3 separate regions of the Mus musculus genome follow, and regions 2 and 3 are each linked to region 1. Evidence: chromatin loops called from intact Hi-C (ENCODE). Cell type or tissue: heart. All regions are shown on one strand. Each heading gives the region's core, and the rest is flanking DNA. Links, peaks and the distances in the headings are about the cores only.

Region 1 (10,080 bases), core at 1,124-9,123:
GAAAGTTACTTGACTTCTTTGAGCCCACATTTCAACAAAATGGAAACTAAATTTAGGGTCCCTCCCAGCATTACCCAAAGGGATTAAAAGAGATTCATAAGGATGCTTCACAATATCCACAGTATAAAACGGAACATAGGATTGTTATCTTTGCTACTCATTGTCAGAAATTGGCTACCATGCCCAGAAAAGTACCTTCTAACCCAATAAACCACACCTCCGCTGACCACAGGTCTCCTTCAGTTGCAGCAATGCTCATTTACTCAAGAGGCAGCAGTAAGGGCACAGCTGTGGAGGAGTGGGATTGCAATCCCTGCTCTATCTCTACACTGAAGACAGAAGCTCAGGTCTAGAGGGCAGTGGGGGAAAGGTCAGCTATTACAATGGGCCTTCTACATGCCCCTGAACCATTTGTTCTGGGGGCCATTGTGTTTTTACACACCATAACCAAAGGGCGATCTACCCACTAGCCCTGCTGATGGAGGCGCCTCCTTGGCCATGTGTGCTGCTCCTGGCTCTCCATAGCTCTGTCTCTGGGGGAGACATCCCCTAGCAGACATAGAAACAACTTGGGAAAACTCGACTTGCACTGGTGCTGACAATGTGGAACAAGAACATAGTCATAATAGGGGCACATAATAGGGAAACCAATGTCCAATACTGTCCTTTGACACTATTTGTGTTGTAATAAAGAGTTGCAACCTTAAAAATAGAAGTTACTTTTTTGTTTTATCTTCAGTATCTGATACTCTGGTACCAGAGGCTGGAAGCAGTTGAGCTGTTGGATCTCTCATGCTGACAGGATATTCATGTGGGCTGATTTACCATCCCACCCTTTGCCTGGAGTACCATTTCAGCATTCGTGGCTCCTGCAGACTGGCTTAAAGACTGGGGTCCCCCCCCCCATATGACTGGATCTTCAGACAGGAAGCATCAGAAGAGGAGGCTGGGTAGATGCACCCATCCTTTATCCCTGCTGTGCTCAGGCTTTAGTCCTAAACCAAAATCTGAAGGTAAGGACAAAGGAAGGGGCTTAGTGCGACATTTCCCTTCCCTGGGTCGCAGTCATTAGTGACAGGGAAACAGGAAGGGGGCAACGCCTTGTTTGGAGAAGGGAAATGCAGAGGAAGTGCTGGCAGGGTGGAGGGAACACAAGCTCCCTGAAGGGGACTGTTCAGAAGGTCACTCCACTCCTAAATCAGGGGAAGCGCAAGCTAGAGGTGGGGTAGGCAACCAGTCCTGACTGGGGACAAAAGGAGAGAGTCACCCCCAAAACTGTATTGTAAGAGCAATTTACAGGAGACATTGTTGGCCATTGCACAGGACACAAAATGCAAGCCTAGGATCTGCACACATCTTGACCCTGGGTTTTTCATCAAGGCTCAGTTCACAATGGCTGAGCTGTAGTTCTCTCCACAAATCCCAGGGAGTCTACCAACCCTAGTGAGCATTAGGATGTATCCCCAGGAGGAGGTGGCCTCCCCAGTCCTCAGCTTTGATTGGATAGGGCTAGATGCTCTGAGGCCCTTCTCAAGTAGATGATAGAGTTCCTGTTGTTACCACTTCTTTCTGCAGCAGAGCTCACTGGGAAATTTCCATCAAAGAAAAGACATTTCTCCTAGCCTGGGCAGGACACCTTTTGAAGGTAATACCTTTGCCAATGAGAAGGAAAGAAATGAAATAAAACTGAACTTGAATCAGCCTATGAGATGGACAGGAGGGCTTCCTGGATGAATGCATGCATTAGCATGACATGATGGATACTCCTGGCTGTTCTCTTCAAAATACACTACTGAGATTTTCGTGTGTGTGTGTGTGTGTGTGTGTGTGTGTGTGTGTGTGTGTGTTTTAGAAATCAGACACAGGGCACTGGCAGCCCCTCTGAGATGTGATTCCACACGTTGAATAGATGTAAAGTATCAACATTTAACCTGGAGCTCTGTGTGGTCCAGCACAGTCAGTCAGAGAAGTGCAGTTCCAAAGCACAAGTCTGAAAGGTTAATTGCAGGTTTCACTCCCATGCCTGAGATTAGACTGCATTCCAGACCACAGCAACACTGAACTAAGAGTCTCCAGATGTATTTTCCTGTCCTTTAACTCTGTAGTCTCTCACTTGAGATGACAAAAAGTGACACATCTGGCCTTTTGGTATTTCCTTCTTAACCCTGTCTGTGCTCTGTGGGCAATTTACAGGCTGTATATTGTCCAGCCTTTTTTGTGTGTGACCTGAACTCTTCCTGAAACAGAGGTGGTGATGTGGCTCAGTGGACAAAATTAACTATTGTGCAAGCTGGACTGTCCAAGTTCAAACCCCAGGACCCATGTGAAGGTAAAAGGAGAGGATCGGTAAGTACAAAGTTGTCCTCAGTAAACACACACACACACACACACACACACACACACACTCAGATGCTTGTAATAATAGTAATGATGATAATAATAATAGAAAGAGGAAGAGGAGGAAGAAGAAGGCAAGGAGGAGAAGAAAAGATAATCAAAACAAAAAAGGATTCTTGTAGGCAAAAAGGATCCAAGAGGCAAGACTCTCTTTTTCTCCCTGCCTTTCACCCACAGTCTTTTCTTTACCCACTCAATGGCTTCTGCATCCCCATCCTAACTGGCTAACACTAAACTTCTCAGGAGTAAGCAAGAGATGAGGCTGAGCTGCAATCTTCAAAGTTCTATAGAAGACATTGGGTGAGGGCACAAAAAGCAAGGCAAGAAACCTAGAAAACTTATTTTCATGCAAATCGGGCTGTCATAGTACTTCTCCTTTCAAGTAGTATAGACTTCTTCATAGAAAATTCCATGGTGATGTATTCCAGCCAGGGCAACACAACACACAGGCAGAGTCCTATTCTCAAAGACACTTATTTTCCTGGGGTGAGTACCATCTCTGAAATTCTCCTGGGCTAATGATTCTCATGTTTCTCCCAGACCTCAGGTTGTCTGATGGATGTGGTAGGGTCTTTGTCTGTGAACCTTCATAGAAGAGGTTTTGCCATGTGTCAGCTTCTTCAGAACCTCTAGTGCTACTATGGTGCCTTTCCATCACTCCACAACCAAAACTTCCATTCTGTGCACACCACAGGGAGCTCAAAGAAAGTATTCAAAGTGACTACTCAATTTCAGTGTGCTTGAGCAATGCCAGCACATGTGTATGGGTCCAAGAAACTAACATATATGCCACTGGCTTTCTAATCCTCAGAGGGAGATGGCAGCACTCTAGCTGTCTTGGCTCCCTCCCTAATGGTACTCTTATAGGTATTGACCCTAGTAAAATTAGTATACCTGTAACTCCACCTTGGCATTTATTTGGTTCACTGTTTGTGTTGGTCAGCTTTCTGTTACTATAACAAATAACTGAGATATTCAGTGTATGAAAAGAAAAGGTTTGTTTGTACCCGCTTGGAAGATTTCAGCCCATGATCAGTCAGTACCATTGCTTTGTGGAAGGAGAATATGGATGAGAATAACAAAGATGCTTGTATCATGGTAGAAAATGAAAGAGATAGAGTGAGGTCCCATGATCCCCTTCAATGTTATGCTTCCTGAATCCAGAAGACCATTCACTAGGCTCCATCTACTAAAGATTCCACCACCTTCCAGAAGCACCATTGTGAGACCTGGCCTTTGGAGTCACTCCAAATCAATACTACAGCACATTATCCTGGGGTCCCTCCACTGGGCTAGTACAGAACAGAAGTCCTGTAAATAACATGTTGAGTATTCTATAAGCCCAGGATATGAGCCCTGTAGGCATAGAATCCCTGTCTATACCCTTGATCTGCTGGTAGAACAGTATCACACAGTATTGATAACATGATATGGTTTAAAGAGGACTCCAAGCATGGGCAAAGCTGGCGGCGTGTGTCAAAAAACAGCAGTGGTAGTGCTATAGTTTAGGCCAGGGTTTCTCAAAGCCAAAGGGACAAAGAACCCACATGTGTTCATCAGATATCTATGTCCCGGTTTTCCACATTCAAGAGGGGGAGTCCCTGGAAGCAACACCTCAGCCCCCTAGAATCATGGCCGTAGATTCTATTTGTTATATATAGGAAGCCCAGCAATGCTATGCAGAGGTCTGCCCACCACCTGGCAGTGCCATGCATCCCAGATGGGCCTTAAGATCTGGTACCCTGAGTTCTAAGTGTTCAAGGAATCACATAGCAGCAGGTTATTCTGCCCTCACAAGAGTGCTCTCAAGACATGGACAGTGGCCTGCGGTGCTGCTGTCACAAACATGGGCAGTGGTCTGCTGTCCTACTGTCACAGACATGAACAGTAGAGAGGTTAGTGAAGGAACTTTGAACCTCAAAATGTGGTTGGCTGCCATTATCCTCCTGTAGACATCAAGATGGGAACCTAGCTTGGGCAGGACCTGGATTTATGGCACACATAGCTACAGAGAGGGAGATGGGAGGCTGCTGACCGAGGAATATCGCCACTTCCACCCTGGCTTTAAGAAGTCTTTAGAAAGGAAGCCATAATCTGCACTGTCCTTAGGGACATCTAACCCATCTTAGTTCCGAACAGGGCATCTTAAACAGCCTGGAGAGAAGGTCTGGGCAGCAAAGAAGCCAACCATGCCCTCTGCTGGCAGAGTCTTGCTCAAACCTGGAAGCCAGTATGTAAAAATGAGATTCTTCTGCACATTTCCTCCCTCCAGGGATTCATTCCCCCAATGACCACACTCTTGTGTTATGCAAAGAGTTGTCTGAGAGATAGGAGGCAGCCTCCACTTGCAGGACTCAGTTTGGGAGTCAGCTGACTCAGGCAGAGAATCTGCATCCAGGCATCATGAAGGGAAGTCTGTGAGTGCTTGGCTCACAGTGGTGGTGCTTGCCAAGCAGCCTGCATTTTCTATGCAGCAAGCCCATGTGCTGCGAAAGGACCCAGAGGCCCACGTGGACTCTTCAACTTTGAAATTGCCTTTGCGTCCATTCACAAGCCTCTAAGGAAAAGTACTTTGATCCCTGTGACCACAACTGACCTTTTTTTAAAACAGTATTGCCCAGCCAGAGCCTTCTTTAATCCATTCAATTAGGTTCACAAATGCATTGGGCAGTTTTCAAAAGAGAGATTCAGTGGCTGGGTGGCAAGGAAGACATTGAAAGGCAAAGCCACAGGTTTGACAGAAAGGTTTTGTTTGTTTGTTTGTTTTTTGTTTTTGTTTGTTTGTTTTTTGTTTTTGTTTGTTTGTTTTTTCGAGACAGGGTTTCTATGTATAGCCCTGGCTGTCCTGGAACTCACTTTGTAGACCAGGTTGTCCTCAAACTAAGAAATCCACCTGCCTCTGCCTCCCAAGTGCTGGGATTAAAGGCATGCGCCACCACCGCCCAACTTTTGACAGGAAGTCTTAATGGGAGCCCCAGAAGCATCATCGGAAAAGCTGCGTCAGGTTTGCAGCTCTGATGAGGTCAGGGTTGAAACCTCATACAACCCTGGGCTTGCAGCATAATGGATGGCAGACACAATTAAGCTAACGCACATCTGCAGACGAACAGCCCCACAGACCAAAAATGAGTCACTGTGAAACATCTGGATACCAAGGGCCAGATAGACTGGAGAGATGGCCAAGGACAGGACCAAGTACATGAGGTCACTCTTGATTCAACAGAAGAAGGAACATAGCTAGCTCTTGCTATATGCCTTTGCAAAGATTTCCCTTCCTCTTGTGTGGAGATGAAGTAAGAGGGTCACAGAAGGCTGGCAATGGACAGCAGAAAGAGCAAAGAGGAAGCCTCACTCACAACCTGGGGTAGGGCAGTGGGGAGCAATGAGAACAGAGCCTGAGAGACCATATCCTAGCAATGATGCCTTACTGGCAACTGTCACTTTTTACTGCAAAGGCAGCATCTCGGGCTCCTATATACCACATCACCTGGAAAGCTTTATAAAGGACCTTGCTTCTAATTCCTGGATGCCTGAATTTAACTCAGATTCTTCTGATATAACAGAGGCTTAAGAACTACAGCCTCCTTTGTCACTTACAGTGGGGGAGACCTGGCCCCTTGGTCACGAGAATGGGAGACTCGCCCTTGCCCCTCACCCTGCAACACTCTGGAGAGAGGGGTCCTGCACCTTGCCTGGGCAACATGGTAGAGCTAACCCTGGTGGCATGGGTGTGGGTAAGCCCACCTAGGAAGGAGTGAGCATGGGAGAGCTGGCCCTGCCCTTGCCTGCTTTGACATTGGGTGAGCTAGCCGAGGCAGTGCTGGAAAGCTCACCCTGGTGGTGTGAGCACAGGAAAAACCAACATCCATAGTAGAGTGAAGATACTTGCGGTATCAGATACTCCTGTGAAGTTCTCCCTCATAAGCTTATCCTTCCCAGAATTCCATTGCCCTGAATCATCACTTCCTTGCCAGTGTTTCTATTTGTAAACAGAGTAAGTTAGCTTTATGTGATTATTGAAATCTGTGTCCCTGTGTTTAAAACGACAAAGCTACGGCAAAGTAGCCAGGAGGTACAATAAACTTTTCCACGCTCTTTAGCTGGATTCCCAATTTTAGTGTTTTACTGTTGTCTTTGTGTCTTAGTCTCTGTGTATGTATATATAACATGTATGTACACATGTGTATATATATTTGTTGAACCGTAGAAATAAATGTGAAACCCTGGGTGCATATAAAGAACTATGGCCTCTTCAAAGCCCTTCTGAGCTGGGCTGGGTGGCACCTTCAGCCTGAGTGGTCCCCTCAGAGAGTCTTGGCTAAAGGGACAGGAGTCTTCACAGGCAAAACAAAACAAAGGTTAAGCTGGGGACCTCAGAATTACAGATAATTTATTGTTTTCTTGTTTCTTTTTTAATTCACACCAGGCTAGAAGAGAAAAAAAAATCCTAACCCACCCTCTTTCAGCATTCATCCTGGGACGAGAGCTGGGACCATGGCTGGGCTTAGGTGAAGTATCAAGCTACCTATCACTGTCACACCAGTGTGGGCACAGAAATGGTGGGAACAAGCTGATGGTGGCCTGTCATCAGTGAAGAGATGCATTTACCTTGCAGAAACACTCCCTTTGCTAAGATCATTCTAACATGGGAGAGAGGGCCCCTCCCTGCTAGTAGGAATTACGGGCAGTGCTACTGGGGCCCTGTTTTCCACTGCTCTCTGCCTCTGCCAGCTCTATTCATTTAGGATGTTTTCCAGGAGAAAAAAAAAAAAAACCTCCATTCACTGTGAGAAAATGCATACACATTCCTGAGATATCTGATGGACAAATATTATTTCATGATCCATCCTGCCAGCCACATTGTGGGGATGTGGTTTGGCGTCCCCTCTTCTATCAAGAGGCTGGCCTAGTTGAGTTTCCATCTGTCCCCTCCTGTGCTCCTCTCTTCTTATTTCCTTTTCCCTTCCCTTCTGTACTTCTATTCCTGGGCTCTGTATCTCTCACCCACTAAAATATTCAGCTTCAAAAAGGAAAGATTTTAAGTTTTTTCAGCAAGTGTCAAAGAGAAGGAGATGGAGGCAGGATCAGGGAGAGAAGATAGAGAAAGATAGACAAAATTTTTCATTGGAACAAATTCAAACGGACCTTTACCAAAAAAGGGGGGTGGGAGGTGCTTTTTAGGGTTGTGACTGGGCTTGTCCCATCAGGATGATAGGGGCTATTGGTAACAGTGCTGCTGGTAGGGGGTCAGTAGCCCACAGGGAACATTCCCATACCTCCTACCTTTCTCAGTCTCAGAGATCACAGCCTGTGCTTCAAGCCAGGTTCAGCCACTCATTTCAAAACACCATTTAAAAAGAAGCAATACCGAATGGCAGAGAAGCACCTGAAAAAATGTTCAACATCCTTAATCATCAGGGAAATGCAAATCAAAACAACCCTGACATTCCACCTCACACCAGTCAGAATGGCTAAGATCAAAAACTCAGGTGACAGCAGATGCTGGCAAGGATGTGGAGAAAGGGGAACACTCCCCCATTGTTGGTGGGATTGCAAGCTTATACAACCACTCTGGAAATCAGTCTGGCGGTTCCTCAGAAAATTGGACATGGTACTACTGGAGGATCCCGCAATACCTCTCCTGGGCATATATCCAGAAGATGTCCCAACTGGTAAGAAGGACACATGCTCCACTATATTCATAGCAGCCTTATTTATAATAGCCAGAAGCTGGAAAGAACCCAGATGCCCCTCAACAGAGGAATGGATACAGAAAATGTGGTACATTTACACAATGGAGTACTACTCAGCTATTAAAAAGAATGAATTTATGAAATTCCTAGGCAAATGGATGGACCTGGAGGGCATCATCCTAAGTGAAGTAACCCAATCACAAAGGAACTCCCACAATATGTACTCACTGATAGATAAGTGGTTATTAGCCCAGAAACTTAGGATACACAAGATATAAGATACAATTTGCTAAACGCATGAAACTCAAGAAGAACGAAGACTAAAGTGTGGACACTTTGCCCCTTCCTAGCAATGGGAACAAAACACCCACGGAAGGAGTTACAGAGACAAAATTTGGAACTGTGACGAAAGGATGGACCATCTAGTGATTGCCATATCCAGGGATCTATCCAATAATCAGCTTCCAAACGCTGACACAATTGCATACACTAGCAAGATTTTGCTGTAAGGACCCAGATATAGCTGTCTCTTGTGAGACTATGCCGGGGCCTAGCAAACACAGAAGTGGATGCTCACAATCAGCTATTGGATGGGTCACACGGCCCCCAATGGAGGAGCTAGAGAAAGTACCCAAGGAGCTAAAGGGAACTGCAACCCTATATGTGGAACAACAATATGAACTAACCAGTACCCTGGAGCTCTTGTCTCTAGCTGCATATGTATCAAAAGCTGGCCTAGTCAGCCATCACTGGAAAGAGAGGCCCTTTGGACTTGCAAACTTTATATGCCCCAGTACAGGGGAACACCAGGGCCAAAAAGGGGGAGTGGGTGGGTAGGGGATTGGGGGGGTGGGTATGGGGGACTTTTGGGATAGCATTGGAAATGTAAATGAGGAAAATACCTAATTAAAAAAAAAAAGAAAAGCGGACAATGAATTTGCAAGAGAGCAAGAACATGAGCTCATGGGAAGGGCTAGCGGTAAAAAGGGAGGGGAGAATAGGATGTAATTATATTTTAATTTGAAAAATAAAAATAAATTTAAAAAAATTTAAAGAAAAAAAAAAGAACCAAAATAATAATAGAAAGCAAAATGTTGAGAAATAATCAATGAAGCCACATTGGGAAAGGAACAAAGAGATCCAACACATCCTCCAAGTCTGTCTTTGGAGTCTTAAAGTTTAAATACAGAATCAAGGATATGTACATCGAAGCACAGCTAAGCAGTCCTGGTGAAGGTATGGTCCCATCTACCGTGGGCTCATCCTCGTCTGGACTTTTGTATTTCCCTGTAAGGTAACAAGTCTTAACAAGTGGTTAGAACTGTGTTTAATCTCGTTTGGGAGACAAGTTCTCCCTCCGTCTGGAGCCTTTTGCTTCTTCCAGCATGTTGTTCCCTAGAGAAATCCCACTTTTCTTGGGGACGTGGTTTCAACATTCTGGTAGAATGAGAGACAGAAGCTTCTCCTTAGGGTATATTTATCTCTGCCAGGCTGGCTATACTGCCTTCCAGAGATACCTCTTATTTCCCATTCCTAGCAGACCTGTGTCTTCAAAAGATACCCAAGTACCTCATGTGTCTAGCATGAACATTGTCACAGACCCTGGCAATGTCCAAGTGGTCCCCAGATGCCAAGGACCAGCCTCAACATGGAGAGGGGCTCTGAAAAAGGGGTATCTGGGAGCAGCAACTTGAAGTCAAATAGGCAGTCCAAGTTGGCGGCCTAGGTTCTGCTGAGATGGCTTTCCTGACTCTCTCTCTCTCTCTCTCTCTCTCTCTGTCTGTCTGTCTGTCTCTCTCTCTCTCTGTATGTCTCTGTGTGTGTTCTGCACTGCTTTAGACAACTTTTTCTTGCTATTCTAAAAACTCTCTGGTTGAGATAGCTCTCTCTGCTAGTAAAAATTCTAAAAGTAATCAGGATAGCTTATGACTTTTCTGACTAAAGTTAGAAAAGTTGCAATAAAAAATGATTGGATTTTCTGACCAAGTCA
Region 2 (10,080 bases), core at 1,263-9,262, 67 kb before region 1:
AATCAACAAGATAGATAAACCCTTAGCTAGACTCACTAAAGGGCACAGGGACAAAAACCTAATTAACAAAATCAGAAATGAAAAGGGAGACATAACAACAGATCCTGAAGAAATCCAAAACACCATCAGATCCTTCTACAAAAGGCTATACTCAACAAAACTGGAAAACCTGGACGAAATGGACAAATTTCTGGACAGATACCAGGTACCAAAGTTGAATCAGGATCAAGTTGACCTTCTAAACAGTCCCATATCCCCTAAAGAAATAGAAGCAGTTATTAATAGTCTCCCAGCCAAAAAAAGCCCAGGACCAGACGGGTTTAGTGCAGAGTTCTATCAGACCTTCAAAGAAGATCTAACTCCAGTTCTGCACAAACTTTTTCACAAGATAGAAGTAGAAGGTATTCTACCCAACTCATTTTATGAAGCCACTATTACTCTGATACCTAAACCACAGAAAGATCCAACAAAGATAGAGAACTTCAGACCAATTTCTCTTATGAACATCGATGCAAAAATCCTTAATAAAATTCTCGCTAACCGAATCCAAGAACACATTAAAGCAATCATCCATCCTGACCAAGTAGGTTTTATTCCAGGGATGCAGGGATGGTTTAATATACGAAAATCCATCAATGTAATCCATTATATAAACAAACTCAAAGACAAAAACCACATGATCATCTCGTTAGATGCAGAAAAAGCATTTGACAAGATCCAACACCCATTCATGATAAAAGTTCTGGAAAGATCAGGAATTCAAGGCCAATACCTAAACATGATAAAAGCAATCTACAGCAAACCAGTAGCCAACATCAAAGTAAATGGAGAGAAGCTGGAAGCAATCCCACTAAAATCAGGGACTAGACAAGGCTGCCCACTTTCTCCCTACCTTTTCAACATAGTACTTGAAGTATTAGCCAGAGCAATTCGACAACAAAAGGAGATCAAGGGGATACAAATTGGAAAAGAGGAAGTCAAAATATCACTTTTTGCAGATGATATGATAGTATATATAAGTGACCCTAAAAATTCCAACAGAGAACTCCTAAACCTGATAAACAGCTTCGGTGAAGTAGCTGGATATAAAATTAACTCAAACAAGTCAATGGCCTTTCTCTACACAAAGAATAAACAGGCTGAGAAAGAAATTAGGGAAACAACACCCTTCTCAATAGCCACAAATAATATAAAATATCTTGGCGTGACTCTAACGAAGGAAGTGAAAGATCTGTATGATAAAAACTTCAAGTCCCTGAAGAAAGAAATTAAAGAAGATCTCAGAAGATGGAAAGATCTCCCATGCTCATGGATTGGCAGGACCAACATTGTAAAAATGGCTATCTTGCCAAAAGCAATCTACAGATTCAATGCAATCCCCATTAAAATTCCAACTCAATTCTTCAACGAATTAGAAGGAGCAATTTGCAAATTCATCTGGAATAACAAAAAACCGAGGATAGCAAAAACTCTTCTCAAGGATAAAAGAACCTCTGGTGGAATCACCATGCCTGACCTAAAGCTTTACTACAGAGCAATTGTGATAAAAACTGCATGGTACTGGTATAGAGACAGACAAGTGGACCAATGGAATAGAATTGAAGACCCAGAAATGAACCCACACACCTATGGTCACTTGATCTTCGACAAGGGAGCCAAAACCATCCAGTGGAAGAAAGACAGCATTTTCAACAATTGGTGCTGGCACAACTGGTTGTTATCATGTAGAAGAATGCGAATCGATCCATACTTATCTCCTTGTACTAAGGTCAAATCTAAGTGGATCAAGGAACTTCACATAAAACCAGAGACACTGAAACTTATAGAGGAGAAAGTGGGGAAAAGCCTTGAAGATATGGGCACAGGGGAAAAATTCCTGAACAGAACAGCAATGGCTTGTGCTGTAAGATCGAGAATTGACAAATGGGACCTAATGAAACTCCAAAGTTTCTGCAAGGCAAAAGACACTGTCTATAAGACAAAAAGACCACCAACAGACTGGGAAAGGATCTTTACCTATCCTAAATCAGATAGGGGACTAATATCCAACATATATAAAGAACTCAAGAAGGTGGACCTCAGAAAATCAAATAACCCCCTTAAAAAATGGGGCTCAGAACTGAACAAAGAATTCTCACCTGAGGAATACCGAATGGCAGAGAAGCACCTGAAAAAATGTTCAACATCCTTAATCATCAGGGAAATGCAAATCAAAACAACCCTGAGATTCCACCTCACACCAGTCAGAATGGCTAAGATCAAAAATTCAGGTGACAGCAGATGCTGGCGAGGATGTGGAGAAAGAGGAACACTCCTCCATTGTTGGTGGGATTGCAGGCTTGTACAACCACTCTGGAAATCAGTCTGGCGGTTCCTCAGAAAATTGGACATAGTACTACCGGAGGATCCAGCAATACCTCTCCTGGGCATATATCCAGAAGAAGCCCCAACTGGTAAGAAGGACACATGCTCCACTATGTTCATAGCAGCCTTATTTATAATAGCCAGAAACTGGAAAGAACCCAGATGTCCCTCAACAGAGGAATGGATACAGAAAATGTGGTACATCTACACAATGGAGTACTACTCAGCTATTAAAAAGAATGAATTTATGAAATTCCTAGCCAAATGGATGGACCTGGAGAGCATCATCCTGAGTGAGGTAACACAATCACAAAGGAACTCACACAATATGTACTCACTGATAAGTGGATACTAGCCCAAAACCTAGGATACCCACGATATAAGATACAATTTCCTAAACACATGAAACTCAAGAAAAATGAAGACTGAAGTGTGGACACTATGCCCCTCCTTAGAAGTGGGAACAAAACACCCATGGAAGGAGTTACAGAAACAAAGTTTGGAGCTGAGATGAAAGGATGGACCATGTAGAGACTGCCATATCCAGGGATCCACCCCATAATCAGCATCCAAACGCTGACACCATTGCATATACTAGCAAGATTTTATCGAAAGGACCCAGATGTAGCTGTCTCTTGTGAGACTATGCCGGGGCCTAGCAAACACAGAAGTGGATGCTCACAGTCAGCTAATGGATGGATCACAGGGCTCCCAATGGAGGAGCTAGAGAAAGTACCCAAGGAGCTAAAGGGATCTTCAACCCTATAGGTGGAACAACATTATGAACTAACCAGTACCCCTGAGCTCTTGACTCTAGCTGCATATGTATCAAAAGATGGCCTAGTCGGCCATCACTGGAAAGAGAGGCCCATTGGACACGCAGACTTTGTGTGCCCCGGTACAGGGGAACGCCAGGGCCAAAGGGGGGGAGTGGGTGGGTAGGGGAGTGGGGGTGGGTGGGTAAGGGGGACTTTTGGTATAGCATTGGAAATGTAAATGAGCTAAATACCTAATAAAAAATGGAAAAAAAAAATAATGTACTGTGTTCTGGAACTGTACATCAGAATAAACTCACCTTTTAGTTCGTTGTTGTCAATGTATTATATAGCAGCCATAAGAACAGTAACTAAGACAAGTGGTGACTAACCTTGTGCATAGCTGCCATCACAGGCAACTCCATGAACTATTGAGGGAAATTGGACCAAATCATCTTTGCCCACTGAGAGAAAATGCTTACTTGTTAGCACAATGGCTGTTGTTCCACAGGTGTCTCCCAAAAGTTCTACTCAAACAGGATCATACTGCAGAAGCAACTAGAGGAACACAGTAGATATCTTCTTCTTGATGGCCTTTTCAGTGTTTATCAAACTATTTTGTTCCAGTAACTTAAAAGTGCCCATAGATAATATATAAAGAAACATTCATGGCCAAGTTCCAATAAAACTTCATTTATACACACAGGCACTAATCTAGATTTGAACCATAGGCACTGGTTTGCAACTCTTTGCCCTTTCTTATTGCAATCTGTATAGCACATCTGTTTTTCTATATCTCATGGGGCATGGATAATAACTCTTGGCCGGTTAGAGGGTGCACCTGTTTAAGTGAGGACCACAGAGAACCCCAGGACCTGGAAAACCAACTCAGATGCATTATATTAGTCCTTGTCAGAATCCTTAGAACCAGGTTTCAGAAAAGCTAAGGCAAATGTGGAGTGTTGAGCTGATCTCAGTGTGAAGGATGTCTAGACTTCTTCTTATGCACCTGAGGTAAGCAGATCCCAACTGCTTCTGAATGACTGAAAGGAAACAAACCCACAGAATATGAAAGCAGGTCTTCTGGCTCTTGCTACACTACAGCATGTGGTCAGAGTGTTTAACTCTCCCTCAAGGCTGGAAAGTGAGGGGCTGGTGGAAGTTCTCCCTGGGTCACCTTCAGGGGCACTTCACAAAGCAAGAGAATTTTAGCTTTGCAGAGGTGAACACTTGTCTACCTTCAAGGCTTTTAGTCAAAGTGATTGGGCACAGTCTTTCCATGGGGTCAAACCCATCCATTGTTTTCAAACTTCATCCCTTCCAGAGTCTTCTGCTCACCCCATATCTATATCTGGTAGAAAGCCCCCGAAGAGACAAACAGTGGGACTTGCAGAACATATTGAGGAGCAAGTTCCTTAGCTGTAGCAGACAAAGACATGGGAAATGACTCAAATGCCAGGAAGGAAGTTAAAAAAAGGAGCTCATTTAAAATAAGAACAAAAACTAATGAAAAGCAGACTAACAGGACCAGGAAGACGTGTGACATCAGCATCAGGGATTTTCCTATTAGTGATGCCAACCCCCACTCAGAGGAGAAGAAAGAAAATAGGTTAATCCCACCCGTTAACCACCCACCTGTTAACCACCCACCCCTTAACCCCCACCTGTTAACCACCCACTGTATCTTTTATTAAAATATCACTTGCCTACAAGACCAAGGCTTTATGGAGCCCTCCTGCCTGATAAATTTACACAAAGTTCACTTAAGAAACCAGCTCCTAAAACAGTTGTCCTGGCCCCAACCCCTGCTGTCAAATGAAAATGGTATTCCTCTGTTGTCTGTGCCAACATCTTTGATGATCACATCAATGGGTCACAGGTTTATTCTTTTGTGTCTGGTATCTTTATATTACTACCAAGCCTGTGAGACCCAGCCACATCACTGGGTGTGGCTGGAGGTGGCCTACCTCCTGTCCTTCCTGAGTATTCTACTCTGTGAATAAAACACACTTTGCTGTAATGGGGTTTAGACAGTGGATATTGTAGCATCCTGTTTAATGACAATGGAATCTTCTAGCTCCCTAAACCCACTCTCCCAACTGCATTTTTTTGAATTACGTTGCAAGAGACAGGGAGTATTGGTCAATAAGCATCGCACCTCTGCTCCCTCCAGCCAGGGAATATCCTGCAGAGGGGACCAAGTGTGATGTTAGAACCGACCCTGCACATCGGGAGTGTTTTTCCCCAGCAGAAGGTTGGCAGGAAGGTAAGGGATGCTCCTTTTGGCTACTTTGTTTTTCTGTAGAGGGCTAGCTGGGCATCCAGAGTCACTGTGGCTTTAAAACTCCCCCAGACCTCCTCCCTTCAACCCACTATTCAGCAGCAGCCAGAAAATTTCTCTCAGCCATGGAAATTTGGGATAAAGTGGCTATATCCTCAAGTAGTAGACGGATGGCTTAAAACTATCGAGCCACTTTTAGATAAGTGCATCAAGAAGAGCCTCCAAACCTTACATGGGTTCCTAGGGTCACTCAGTAAAAAGCAGTGTTATAAGAACCTCAAAATATACCTGATTTAGGATGAGAGAGACAATCCTAGGTCTCATCTTTGAAGGAGAAATGGGGATGGAGGGTGTAAAATCACATAGACTCTATTCTGTTGATTTCATTCACACACTAAGCCACTTTTCTTCCCAGACAGCAGTGTATTGGGGTGCACGGTAATAGGGACCCAGGTATGCTAAAGCCACACAGACAGGGATAATGACTCAGTCCTATTCTAGCCAGCCTCCAGCCCCCCTCCCCCCCCCCCCCCCCGCACAGATCACTGCTTTGCTAGCATGGAGTGCTCCTCCAGAGAAAGCCTGAATGGGTTTCTTGTATGGATAAAGAACCCCCCTGAAGGGTGACTCCAGAGGCATAGCCTCCATGCACTGTGCTCCAGCTGCGGTCCTCCCCATAGTCCCCACGACCCCTACCGTCTACAATTGTTATAGAGCAAAGTGCTCTGGCTCCTGGTTGTGGCAGCTGCTAAAGAACCAGATATTTTATCAACATTCCGTAGAAGGTTAGCTAGCTTTACGGAGTGCCTATTGACATGCACTGACTTGAAACCTAGGCAGGTCAGTAGATATGAATGCAAGAGCCCCTTCTCCCCAGAGTTCAGGCTCCCTCCTTGTGGGGAAGAGTTTCTGCTAAGTCTTCCCACAAGTTTCTCTTCCAATACAAACATGTCCATATATGTGCAATCCTGCACTGGTCTACTCTGTCACATGGAAATGTCTTAGAGGGTGTCCCTTATCAGCCCCTACAGCAGGGCTTTTTTTTTTCCTAAGCCAGTATGCAGTGACCTCTCTTGTCCTTTGCATTTTTTGGCCATCCCCTGGAACTGCTTTCTTTAGAGGAGTCTGGGCAAAGTGTTTATTTTCCTTTGGGATTTGGGTAATTTTCTTGTGGAAATGTGATGCGTGTTTGTAAAGGCAACTGCCTGTGAGATGTGCCTGCATGTTCCCTACCGTGAACTCTTTTTTCTCAGTTTGTCATTTATCTTTCGACTTCATTTATGGTATGTTTTTATTTCCAGAGCATTCTAATTTTTATCTAATTAAATGCATTGCCCATGTGCCTTTTGGCTTCACATTTGTGTTTTGCATAGAAAAGAATTTTCTTTCTCAGGCACACACACACACACACTAAAAAGAAGAAAAGGAAGAATAAAGGCCCTTGTTCTCCTTTAGTATGTCTACAATATTATTTTTCTTAAAGTTTGTTGTTATTGTATTAGGAATCTACTTTGAATGATGGGAGTAGATTATTGATGTAACTTAATTTTATTCTTGCTTATTATTTTGTTGCCTAATTAAAGAACAAATAAGTCCTGCTCTATTGGCTTTGAATACTGTTCTTATTATTAACTACATTCTTTTCTTTTTCTTTTTCTTTGTTTTTAATTTATTTTTTCCATTCCCTCTCCGCACCCCATCCAACCTTCGACTGCTCCCCATCCCACCCTGTCTCCATGTGGGTGCCCCTCCTTCCCCACCCCACCTGATCTCTAAACTCCCTAGGGCCTCCAGTCTCTTGAGGGTTAGATGCATCACCTCTGAATGAACACAGACCTGGCAGTCCTCTACTGTATGTGTGTTGGGGGCCTCATATCAGCTGGTGTATGCTCTCTGTTTGGTGGTCCAGTGTTTGAGAGATCTTGGGAGTCCAGATTAATTGAGACTGCTGGTCCTCCTAAAGGATTGCCCTTCTCCTCAGCTTCTTTCAGTCTTCCCTAATTCAACAACAGGGGTCAGTTGCTTCTGTCCATTGGTTGGGTGCAAATATCTGCATCTGACTCTTTCAGCTGCTTGTTGGGTCTTTCGGAGGGCAGGCATGAAAGATCCCTTTTTGTGAGTTCTCCATAGCCTCAGTAACAGTGTCAGGCCTCGGGACCTCCCCTTGAGCTGGATCCCACTTTGGGTCTGTCACTGGACCTTCTTTTCCTCAGGCTCCTCTCCATTTCCATCCCTGTAATTCTTTCAGAAATGAACAATTATGGGTCAAAGATGTCACTGTGGGATGGGAACCCCATTCCTCACTTGATGTCCTGTCTTCCTGCTCGAGTTGGGCTCTGTAAGTTCTCTCTCCCTACTGTCCGGTGTTTCAGCTAAGGTCCCTCCCTTTGAGTCCTGGGAGTTTCTGACCTTCCAGGTCTCTGGTGCATTCTGGGGGGGGGTTCCCCCCAACCTACTATTTCCTGAGGTTGCCTGTTTCCATTCTTTCTGCTGGCCCTCAGGGCTTTAGTCCTTTTCTCTCACCCAATACCAGATCAGGTTCCCCTCTCCCCTCTACTTCCTCCAATCCCTTCCACTTACCTTCCCAGGTCCCTCCCTCTCTTCCCACTTATGGTTGCTTTCTTCTCACTCCCAAGTGGGACTGAGGCGCCCTCACTTGAGCACTTCAGATTGATGAGCTTTTTGATTTCTGTGGACTGTATCTTGGGTATTCTGTACAGGTTTTGTTTTTTGTTTTGTTTTGTTTTGTTTTTCTAATATCCACTTATTAGTGAGTACATATCATGCAAGTCCTTTGGGGTCTGAGATACCTCACTCAGGATGATATTTTCTAGTTCAATCCATTTGCCTGCAATATAAACTAAATTCTTGTATCTTAGGTCTGTTGTTTGGGTCTTCTTTTATTGATCTGTCTGACTTTTTAAACAACAACGTGCCAAATTGATTAGACTTCTTTAAGTGAGTTACTATGTTCCAATGTATATGTATAACCTCTTCATCTAGTGCCCTGTATCTTTTAACCTTGTTTTTCCTTTATGGTTCTCCCATGAAAATTTTCCACACATAAAAATTAACTTATCTACAGATGTTCAACTTTGAGTGGGGATTATATCTTCCCCAAACCTAGCAATAGCTCAAGGTATGAGGTACCCAACCTCACAGCTCGGCAGTGGAGTGCTCCAATCACAGCAGCCTGGGAGCAGGACAAGAGTGGATTGGTTGGATTGCCCATGACTAATCCAGGGAGAGACAAGTTAAAACCTCTGTGGATGATGCTTTCTACTGAGTGTGAATCACTTTTCCACTCCTGCAAAGTCAAAAACTTCCACTGAGCCACCCTAGTTCAGGACCTGTGCATTTGAATCCTAACAAGGTTTCTCTAGATAACCATAAACACATGCATTGTTCGTGAAGATACTCAAATGCCACAGTGCTGAATTTTCAAGCCCAGATCAACACAGCTCCATGTAGTCATGGTCTCATTCCTTTATCTCTATGCAGTTTTAAAGTTTCTCTCATAAAGAACACATACTCTTTCTCTGTTGTTATTTTGACTTTTAAAAACTCTTTCTTCACTCAAGAGGGTGGACTCCAGAAAATCAAATAACCCCCTTAAAAGATGGGGCTCAGAGCTAAACAAAGAATTCTCACCTGAGGAATACCGAATGGCTGAGAAGCACCTGAAAAAATGTTCAGCATCCTTAATCATCAGAAAAATGCAAATCAAAACAACCCTGAGATTCCATCTCACACCAGTCAGAACGGCTAAGATCAAAAATTCAGGTGACAGCAGATGCTGGCGAGGATGTGGAGAAAGGGGAACATTCCTCCATTGTTGGTGGGATTGCAAGCTTGTACAATCACTCTGGAAATCAGTCTGGCGGTTCCTCAGAAAATTGGACATAGTACTACCGGAGGATCTCGCAATACCTCTCCTGGGCATATATCCAGAAGATGTCCCAACCGGTAAGAAGGACACATGCTCCACTATGTTCATAGCAGCCTTATTTATAATAGCCAGAAGCTGGAAAGAACCCAGATGCCCCTCAACAGAGGAATGGATACAAAAAATGTGGTACATTTACACAATGGAGTACTACTCAGCTATTAAAAAGAATGAATTTATGAAATTCCTAGGCAAATGGTTGGACCTGGAGGGCATCATCCTGAGTGAGGTAACCCAATCACAAAGGAACTCTCACAATATGTACTCACTGATAAGTGGATATTAGCCCAGAAACTTAGGATACACAAGATATAAGATATAATTTGCTAAAAACATTAAACTCAAGAGAACGAAGACCAAAGTGTGGACACTTTGCCCCTTCTTAGAATTAGAAACAATCACCCATGGAAGGAGTTACAGAGACAAAGTTTGGAGCTGAGACAAAAGAATGGACCGTATAGAGACTGCCATATCCAGGGATCCATCCCATAATTAGCCTCCAAACGATGACACCATTGCATACACTAGCAAGCGTTTGATGCAAGGACCGTGATATAGCTGTCTCTTGTGAGACTAGGCCGGGGCCTAGCAAACACAGAAGTGGATGCTCACGGTCAACTATTGGATGGATCACTGGGCCCCCAATGGAGGAGCTAGAGAAAGTATCCAAGGGGCTAAAGAGATCTGCAACCCTGTAGGTGCAATATTTTGAACTAACCAGTACCCCAGAGCTC
Region 3 (10,080 bases), core at 1,417-9,416, 94 kb before region 1:
TGGGGTGGGGGCGGAGTAAAAATGCAAAAAGAAGCCATTTGCCACATTGCAGACAAGATGGGAAGGAGGAAAGGTCCAGAGATCCCACCTGAAATAGATGGGTACTGTTGAGAACAGGTCAAAATGTGATGCAGTTCTCAACAAGTCCTTGCCTAAGGGGTCACTGGGGGTATATAGTTGTTGACCCCATGGAGGATTGAGGTGTGTCTGTCCCCGTTTTGGATGATAGATTTCACAAACCATACATAATCAAAGCCTGGGTTTAGGAGCTGGGGAAGAGACAGATGTTTTCAGGGCGTCTATTTCAGATTCCCATGCTAAATCTATTGTTGGAAGGACATGGAAATATGCAGGGGCATTAAACCATTTTGCAGGTGCTAGAAAGCAATGCTTTCCTGTTTTCCCAATTCAGACAATGGGGAAGCTAAGAAGAAAAAAAATAATAGGAAAAGGCTTTCCTATATTTGCTTTCAAAAAATATGTTATTTTGAATGGAGTAATCTTTTTTTTTTCCTTTTTTGGTCAAATCTCATCTCTGTTCCTTTAGTTTGGGCAGAAATATTTATGAGAAAAGAGAGGCAGAACAAAATGACCTAGTGATCCCATCCACCTATTGAAAGTTTGGTTGGTGATAACAGTCCACGCGAGGCTCATGGTTAGGAACTCAAAGAGGAGGAAAACTTGATGAGGAGGTAAAGAGTTCTTTCTCGGCAGCTTGCCCTGCACTGTGAACATGTACTCAAAAGTATTTGTGTTTCATTCCACATTATCCAGTGCTCTGGGGAAGGAATCAGGGTAGACCTTCCCAGAGGCTTACTCGGTTTCCCCGGGTATGAAGCTGAAGGAAAGCAGCCCGCTTCTCTTCTTTCTGCTCCTCTTCTGTCTGGCCTTTTTGCTCTCAGTTAGAGACAGGTGGGATTCATCCAGTTACTGTCATTAATAAAACACCATGATGATGCGTAGCACCCTGAGCTGGTGATGACAGTGATGGTGACGGTGGTGGTAGTGGTGGTGGTGATGGTAGTAATGATAATGATAAGTGGGTCTCCAAAGCCAGAAAATGCATACATTTGGGGTTGCATCAAAGCCATGCTAGACACCAGGGAAAACTGAGGCTAGACTTCCTTTGCAAATAGTGTTTAGGGCTCTCTCTCTCTCCAGGCACTTCTTTCTGAGTAGTTTGTTTGTTTGTTTGTTTGTTTAACTCCTCAAATTACTGGGGGTGAGGAGGTATTGCTTTTTGACTATCTTTAATAATGAACAAAAATAATGCAAGGTACTAGGAGTATAGGGATCCTGGAAGGCTAGTGTCTACCATACTCATGTGCTGGCTACCATCGCCAGAACCACATAAAATACAAAGGACAGTGATGGCCACCTACAACTCAGTAATGGGTAGGCTGGAGGCCTGAAGGTATGCCCCTCCAAAATACAGTTTTTCCAGGTCTGGACTTAAGAAAATTCTGTTGCCAAGTAGTACTTCCTCTGGTCCTCACAGGCAGAGGAGTGTTCTGTCTCTGCTCACTGATGTCGTGGGTAGAGAAGGCATAGCCTAACACACCTTTGGTCCAGTAGAAGTTCACTTATTTATTGCTTTGCCTCTTAGATGCCCTAAGCCAGAATTTTCCAGTCTCAAGTATGAGGACAGCAAGAATATATGTGAGGCTGGGCAGTGGTGGCGCACACCTTTAATCCCAGCACTTGGGAGGCAGAGGCAGGCAGACTTCTGAGTTCGAGGCCAGCCTGGTCTACTGAGTGAGTTCCAGGACAGCCAGGGCTATACAGAGAAACCCTGTCTCAAAAAAAAAAAAAAAAAAGAATATATGTGAAAATAAAGCACCCATTTAGGAACAGTGAGTGGCTCCATTGGCTTTGCCACATGAGGTATGGTTCTCCTGAAGGCTTTGGCAGGTCAGGAGATGAGAGAGCTCTGTCTCCACGGGAGTGGCTCATGCTGAAAGCACACTTTGAGAAAATATGTTCCTCATCATTCCCTTCCCTGTTGTGGGTCCCACAGAGTGGATCCTGTACCCCTAGGAGTATTGGAAATGGAGCTTCATGTCTATCCCCTAAGTCATCCTGGTCAGTTGAAGTCCTACACAGCAGCCTGGGCATAGATCAAACACAGCTGTGGGGAGCCTAGATTCAGTTATCTTCCTCATCTCCAGCCATAAAGGTGAGCAGTTGAAGGCCTGGAGGTAAAAGTGATGCTTTTAGGGTCATGTCCGTATATGCAGATACTACCATGGCTCTAAATTCATCTGAATGATCTGAAAGGCTGGTAATGCTGGTCTGCTGGTAATGGATTAGCTGCCAATCTCAGTTATTGCCAGGGATCCTGTTCCAAACACCCAAACTTCAACTGAAAGCCAGATGCTGAGTTGATTTTTAAATGCACTCATTTCAGGCATCCCACTGAGCCCGATCTTTTTCCCATTACTCTCCACCTTGTGTTTTCAGAGAGAGAGAGAGAGAGAGAGAGAGAGAGAGAGAGAAGAGAGAGAGAGAGAGAGGGAGGAGAGAGAGAGACTAATAAAAATATCTTCATTTTAAATTGGCCAAAAAAAGGTATTTCTCTAATATATTTCTCTAAGATATTTCCAAAGGTCTTGAATCTGCTTGTTATTAACGTTCGATTCCTGGATATCAACTTGAGGGATGGGTGCCTTTGTTCCTAGAAACCAAAGTTCTCTAGTCTGAGAACAAAGACTCTGAATCTCATGATGGAGACACATTCCATGTCTCAGCTTTTCAAACAGCAGAGACAACTAAGATGAAGCCTCCCAGAGATACTGAAGTGACTCACCAGGGATGCCTTCCAGTCCCCAGACAGACCTGTGCAGCTGAAACAACATTACCGTCAGCAAGTTTAAGGGACACTTTTGCAAGTTTAAGGGACACTTTTGTAAATGGACACTTTGAAATAAACATGTCAATCATAAGATGGCTCTAAGCAGTTTTAAAGGCTGGACATTTTTTAGCTGTTCTCTCTTCCCCTTTCCCTTTCCCCTCTATCTCCTTTTTTTTTTTTTTAAGAAAAAAAAAGAGAGAGAGAGAACTTTCTTCATGACTAATCCTTGGTTTGGTATGTGTCACGCCAACAAGATAGGGCTCAAGTCCTCCAGATGTACTTTTAACTGTGAAGTGGACTAAGGTAAACTTAAATGGGAGCATTTAAAATAGAGCCCATCACCTGGCTCACACATCCTTTCCTTACGTTCAGAATGAAAGCCTCCTAAGGCTTTCTGAGCCTACAGTACCAGCTTCCAGTTAGGGACAGTATAAAGGTAGACAGGGTGCCCTGCAGTGGAGTTGGGGCCTGTGCTAGCGCAAAGACAAATGAATCTAGGAGTTTTGTTATTGTTTCTCAATAATCAGGTGTGTGTTAGCATCAGTTCATTCTGATATTTTCATTCAAATATCTGTTAAAACAATCCCCTCCTGCCTCCCCCTCTGGATTATGCTTTTACCAAGACCTCTCACTCACTTGAAGCAACTTCCCAACTTGTAACTTTGCTTGCCCATAAACCCAAGGCTATCAGAAAGTTAAGAGTGAGGGGATACAATATCTAAACTTCCTGCCAGCTTACTCCCTAAGCAGTTGGTTGAACTTCCTCTCATTCTGACAGTTTCAACAATACCAAGGGGGCTGGGGGGGGGGGGGGGACGTGAAGGGGAAATGCCAGAAGGCAAATGTACACAAAGGCAGCCATCCTGAAAAAGTCCCTATAGGAAGGGTAGAGCACTCTCACCTAGTTAAGTAGTTTTAAATTGGTTTGCTGTCTGTCCTGTGATGGAAAGGAACTGTTTCCATTGTAATTAGCACCAGTAACTCCTTCGATGATAAATCAAGTGATAAGAAAAAACTTTGAAGCCCCATCCCCCCACCCTGTCCCACCCCTCTGACTCCTTTCCCCCTAATTAGGAACCAGAGGAACCAGTTGCTATTGGATTTGAAAAGGGTGTTTGAGTGAGGTCTGTCAATATCCACAAAACTCCCCACAATGACAAACCAACACACAGCTTTCACCCCCAGACATATCAAAGGCACCAAGAAAATACCTGCCTATCCCAAGCCACCAGGTTCTTAAGTGGAAGGTGCACAATTTTTTTGCTGAGAGTCCAGTCAAGTCATTCAGAATGATGTGGCTTCCCCCTCATCTAAGAAGGTAGCTCTGAAGGTAGTGGCAGCTGTCTCTAAGGCCACATAGTCTTCAGCAGTCTGTCCCTGGTGTTGGGCTGTGGAAAACAGAAGATTACAGTGTGAGATGCCATGGAACTCTGCCATATCTGCATCCTTGGTCCCCTTGCCGCTACTCCACATGAACTCATAGGACAGATAGGCACTTTTGGACTGGGCTGCTGAGGTTGGCTTTAAACAACAAATGGCCTGCTGACTGTTTGTCTCTGCTCTCAGTTCTGTGGTCTGTGCCTCCCAGGCCTACATCTGGCTGCCCAGCTACCCAAGTAACCTATGGCACTTTACCTGTACTGATTCTCCGGGGCTTGGCTCTCTGCTCGCTCTGGAACCCAGGAATAGCTGTCGGCTGCATTCTGAGGCTTCTTCTCTTTTATCTCCTCCTTCTTGGCTCTCCGTTTATGATAAATGAGAATCCCTAGGGCCAGCACCAGCAAGAGTGAGATGGCCACCACCGTCCCCAGGATGTAAAACAGAAGCAGGTTCTGCCCATCGGTGTCACTGTGTGCAGACACAGAATCTTCATGTGTCGGCTTGCTGTGGCCGGAGGTCGTGGGGAGGTATGTGCCCAACTCGAACCAGACATCAGATACTTCACTAGGGATTTCTATTTCTAGTGGAACAGAGGCAGTGGGAATATCTGATTGGACGAAGAGACCTGTTGTCTGTGCTCTGTTGGAGACATCCTTAGAGCCACTAGGAGAACTGGGCATTTCAGTAGGAGGCATAGTACTCTCCTTTCTGTCATCGTTGTCTTCCTTTTGGGGAGGCCTGGCTGGTAGTTCAGAAAACACAGTGCCCCTGCTACAAAAGACCCCATTGGGAGCCAGCTCCCAGCCTGGCGGGCAGCCACACCTGAAGGAACCATCTGTGTTGAAGCACAGGGAATCACATGGATTGCCCCTTGCGTCCGAACACTCATCTATATCCTCACACTGGGTACTGTCTTCCCCAGACACAATATAGCCCTCTTTACAGGAGCAGTAGAAAGAGCCATCAGTGTTGATGCAGCCTTGGGCACAGGGCGAGTTGGCAGCTGCACACTCATCCACATCTTCACAGGCCTCTTCCTTGGGGCCACTGGGTTGGTAACCAACCCAACATTCACAGTGGAAGCTCCCTAGAGTGTTGACACAATCCTGGGCACAGGGGGAGTCCTGGCACTCATCTATATCCACACAGTGCACTTGGCTAGAGTCCAGCTGGTAGCCGCTGGGACAACGGCAAGTGTAGTTTTCACTGAGTGGTACAGAATGGCACATGCCACCTCCTGTGCATGGGTTTGAGCTGCAGGGGTTCCTGGAGGCACAAGTTACTAGATCATCCAGCAGTCGAAATCCAGGCCGGCAGCCGCAGCGGAAGGAGCCATCGCCACCTTCGAAGCAATCCTGCTGGCAGCCCCCGTTGTTGAAACTGCAACCAAACTTGGGGCTGACACAGAGTGGGCCTGAGCTGCCCCAGTGAAATATTCCTGGAGTCTTTTCATTGCATAGGAAATAGTGGGTTTCACTCTTAGCTTCATCCCCACAAGCTACATTGGCTACAGAGGCAAAAGGCACAGCCTCCAGAGAGGAGGTAGTGGCCTGGAAAGGGGTGGTATAGGTCACCCGCCCTGGACCACCCAGCGCCAGTGGCCTACACATGCCTTTGAAGTTGAACTTGCACAGGAAACCTTCAATGCTGTTACCTGGAGCTTCGGGGGTCCCACAGGGACTCTCATGCCACTTGGGCAGATGGCTGGGGTGAGGTGTCAAGGACAGGTCCAGTATGAGGGACACACAGCGTTTAAAGATACAGGAGCTCTTGCTGGCTTTGTACCAGTTTGAATAAGCTGTGTCCTCTCCACCACCCACCCAGCTGAAGCCCCTCATTGGCAAATCATGGTACGTACAGTTGCCCTTCTCTCGCTGGAGCCCGATCCAGAATTTGCCCATCTTTGCTTCCAAGGGTGCCTTGGTCTTCAGGAGCTGAGTCAGGGCTTGCTGAACATGCCGGGCCTCCTCCTCACTCTTCACGGTGGCAAGATTGCCTCCATTCTCATTGCAGCGATGCTGGGCTTCAGCGGCACTCAGCTTGCCCCAATGGGCTGTATAGCAGGCAGTCCCCTCGCACACCACAGCCTGTGAATCAGCAGCAGCCCCTGCCCAGGGCTGGCCAAGGAGCCCCAGCAGCAGGAACAAACCAGTTGAGATGGCCATTCTTCTGTGTCTCCTTCTGGGAGGGGCTAGACTCCCCTGCGGTGACAGCAGCAGCCGGTGGAACCTGGACCTTGACACCAGGCTGTGCTCTGAAGGGAGCAGAGGCGCACTGCTGCTTTCACACTACCACAGCTCTGGCATTGAGAAGGTTACAAAGACTCGCTTTTCACGTCCTCCTGACCCAGGGCGCATCCTGTGCTCTCCTACTTCTTATTTCTCACCGGATGCTGGGGTTTCCTGCCATGAATAGCCTTCTGACTCCTGTTGCCTTCATCACGGTTTTGTTGTTCAGAGGGCAGTCTCTGGCTCAGAGCTGTGGAAACACAGAGGATCCAAGAGATATGGCTGCTTTATTTTGAGTCCGTTCACTTTCCCATACCACAAAGAGCCCCAGTGGCATGCTGTCCAGTGAGCAGAGACTTTGGGGGGTGGGAGGGTAGAGACTTGAAAAGTATCATCCAAGTAACCCATGATAAAATTCCACTTCAGATTGCAAACCACCAGAAGGGAAAGAAAAATATGTGACGCTTGAGACACAAGGGCATGGAAAGATTATAGTTTTCGGCCTTTTTTAGAAGCAAACTGGATCTGCTTTTTTTTCCTATCTTGTACCCTGTCTCTGTTTTTGGAGTCGTTTTTTTCTTTTATTCTTCCCATCATGAACTTTAAATAGACAGGAAGCTTTTAAATAGGATTTTGGCTGTGGGAATTTCTGGGTTTCCAACAATGTCAATCTCCATGAGAATATATATATTTTTTAAAAAGGTGAAAATAGTTTTCAGGGTTTCCTAGTGCACTATAAATGAAGTGTCAGGGTCCCCAAAAGATCAGAAAGATGGGAAAATGAACCTGGCCTGCCTTGTCATATTCCCTAACCCAAGGCTTAGGCGGAGTTCAAAGGCACAGGAGCACAATCAGAGGCTGCAGCTCAAAATCACGATGTAAGAATCAACACCCGGGCAGGCGTTACAGCTCACAGCACCTGGGCCAAGGCCTGTCTCAATCAAAGCTAGCCACTGGAAGGTGGAAACTACGTTTAACTGCCCCTGTCCCCAACCACCACCATATTCTACTTGACCCCAGCTAGACTCAGAGTCTAACACTTTGGAGAAAGTGTTAGATTAAGAGATAAAGGAAAGTAGTAACAGAATGAGGCCACACAAGTGTGCTAATGAGCCCAGCCTCCTAAGATAGGTTAAAAGCCACTTCACAGAGTCATCCCAGTGGAGGCAGGATCCAGCTGAGGCAGGATTCTGGGCAGATCTTGAGCACTCACTCCTCTATTGCTGGCAGCTGGCTACACTGTTCTCTCACTTGCTTTTGAGGTCACTTTGCAATTTCTAGTCTTGGCCTGCCAGATCATATGCCCCTTCCAGAGGCAGGGCTTGACACGGGCAAATGTCCTGATAGATTTTTTGGGGTGGGGTGGGGGGGTGTTTTGTTTTGTTTTGTTTTCTTTATTAGATGCAATTTCTTCTTCCCAAGATGCCCACGGTTGTGAGTGTGGTCGTGACTTGCAAGAGGAAGCAACCCAAAAGAACATGTGAATTAAGAGATTTGTGTTACCACAGATCTCAATGTTAGTGGGAAGTGGGGAACTATGGCAACACTGAAAGGGAGAGGGAGGGGAGAGAAATAAGGAGAGGGAAGGACAGAGAGAAGATAGGGGGAGACTAGGGAGGAAGGGGGGAGAAGGATGGAGAGAGGAAGAGAGGATATCAAAGCTTTTATTGGGGTTCAGGATATTGTCTAGGCAGGTTTTTAGGGGAATGCTATCTGGAGTTCAGAACTAACAAGACCTGATTCCCAAGAATTCACTCAAACCTTTTCTCAGGTGTCCATAGCATTCCATCCACCTCATCATCCACTTAGCTACTCAGCCATGCACTAATCCATCCATCTACTCAGCCATCTACCAGTCTAATAACTTTTCATATTGGATACCAGGCTAAACACTAATTACAGGGAGGTATTCTTACCTTCATGATTTCAAAAAGTGACAAATGTGAACAATTCAGTATTGATTCACTTCATTGAAGGCAACATAAGGCAAAGCAAGGGGTGGCAGAAAAGACCATTATCAGAATCCGAAGCTGGTAGTGGGAAGTAGGCAGTACGGAAGGGAATAAAAAGGGCAACGGAGTTAGACTCTGAGGCAGTGGTTCTTTACCTTCCTAATGCTGTGACCCCTTAATACACTTCCTCATGCTGCAGTGACCACCCCCCCCACCATAAAATTATTTTCATTACTACCTTTTAACTGTAATTTTGCAACTGTTATGAATTATAATGTAAATATGTGACATTCAGGATATATGATATGTGGCTCCTGTGAGTCACTTAACTCCTGAAAGGGTCGCAACCACAGATTAAGAAACAATGTTCTAAGGGGAAGATATCTAAGAATGGGGCACATGTGGGAAAGAATATACACCATGGCCTTGTGGACAAGGGGTTGGTTGCACTGAGCCTAGAGCCTGAGGCATGGGAGGCAGGATACAGAAGACAGTAGAGCCCCAGGACATGAAATGATTTGGGATTTTCTTTGGAATCCTTTGGGGAAAACTGAAGAGATAACATAAGAACTTTTTGTAGACACTGAGAAGTGGAGTTAGGTGATGGTCAGCATGCAAACTTGGGCTTCCAGGACCAGAAAAGAATGTGGGGACTGTTCCAGAACAATCCCAAGCCTGGCGAGACTTAGCCTATAGTTCCCTATTTCTCCTTTGCAGTCTTGCTGAGTACTCTGAGCTTTTTTTCTGAATTGATTTTAAAAAGGTATCTCACATCTCACTGGAACTGGAATGATCAGTTCAGTCTCAGTTAGCAGCAGGTTTGTTGCTTAGAAGTCATTCCAGGATTTATCTGGCTTCTCTCTGTCTCTCTCTGTCTCTCTCTCTCTCTCTCCCTCCTGGAGGTGTAGAGACAAACTATGTAATAGTGTAGCCCACAGCATCTCCTACCATCCATAGGTGCCTGTGTATGCCTTTGTGGTTTCTTCTTCCTTGAGTGCACAATGATCACCTACTGTGTACTTGGCAGCATTGTCACCAACATGGTGGTGAGAGCATGGGCTGCACTGTGTTATGAGCCTTGTAGCAGATAGAATGGAGAAGGCGCAAGAGAATGATGGGAAACAGGGTGGCCCCAGTGACCTCAGCAGCTGCTGCCTTGGTGATGAAGGACACATTTCAACAGTGAGCCAGAAATCAGGGTGTCCCTGGGCAGAGGGTCAATACATTCCACAGAGCCAGCAGCTAAACACAGGGCAGGCCCAGGTTGAAAACCTAACAGATGCAGGGAAGCAGGTGGTGATTCATTCACAGAAAATGTATAACGGATGAAAACAAGGCTTTGTTGTGTTTTATAAGACAGAATAAAGAACCAGGATATGTTTGATAGAGATGCGGTAAGGTTCAGGGGAGGGGATGCCTCTAAGGGCCCATTCTGAGGCATCCCTTCCTCCTAAGAATAGACTTTATTTAGGACATGGAAAAGGGACTTGGGACAGGAGTGGAGACAGAGAGTGAGAAGTGGGGAGGGGAAGAGGAGAGGGAAAGAGAGAGAGGAGTAGAGGCCATGGAGAGAGTGTGGGAGGAGAATGAAGAGAGAAGGGACAGAAAGGGAAGAGAGTAAGAGGGTAAGAGAGTAAGCTAGGAAGAGAGTGAGGAGGGAACAAACAGC

What was found. Hi-C counts contacts between places; a loop is a spot of excess contacts. Peaks named below come from ENCODE experiments on the same cell type or tissue, not always from the same donor. Only the 100,000 strongest peaks of a DNase experiment are listed, where the experiment ranks them.
Region 2: a loop joins it to region 1, with 2.0 times the contacts of the local background. A loop is called at or near these places in 5 of 42 quality-filtered maps.
Region 3: a loop joins it to region 1, with 6 times the contacts of the local background. A loop is called at or near these places in 6 of 42 quality-filtered maps.

The regions. Positions count from the first base shown.
Region 1 is chr2:148,531,123-148,541,202 of GRCm38, forward strand. All of the region lies in intron 2 of Gm46770 (a long non-coding RNA gene), which reads right to left. Among named protein-coding and RNA genes, the nearest start is that of Gm46770, 26 kb to the right of the region's middle. In heart, for the core only: a CTCF peak has its summit at 4,602 (motif pointing left); DNase peaks (open chromatin) are centred at 1,159 and 4,669; H3K27ac peaks cover 312 bases.
Region 2 is chr2:148,463,660-148,473,739 of GRCm38, forward strand. No RefSeq gene overlaps it. Among named protein-coding and RNA genes, the nearest start is that of Cd93, 25 kb to the left of the region's middle. In heart, for the core only: a CTCF peak has its summit at 6,098; a DNase peak (open chromatin) is centred at 4,462; H3K27ac peaks cover 1,609 bases.
Region 3 is chr2:148,437,029-148,447,108 of GRCm38, forward strand. Cd93 (CD93 antigen) reads right to left here and starts at 6,507. Exons shown (of 2, transcript NM_010740.3): 1 at 4,487-6,507; 2 at 1-4,239. The coding sequence starts at 6,396. The coding sequence ends at 4,215. In heart, for the core only: no CTCF peak of the experiment used is centred there; DNase peaks (open chromatin) are centred at 4,593, 5,203 and 6,593; H3K4me3 peaks cover 4,114 bases; H3K27ac peaks cover 4,321 bases.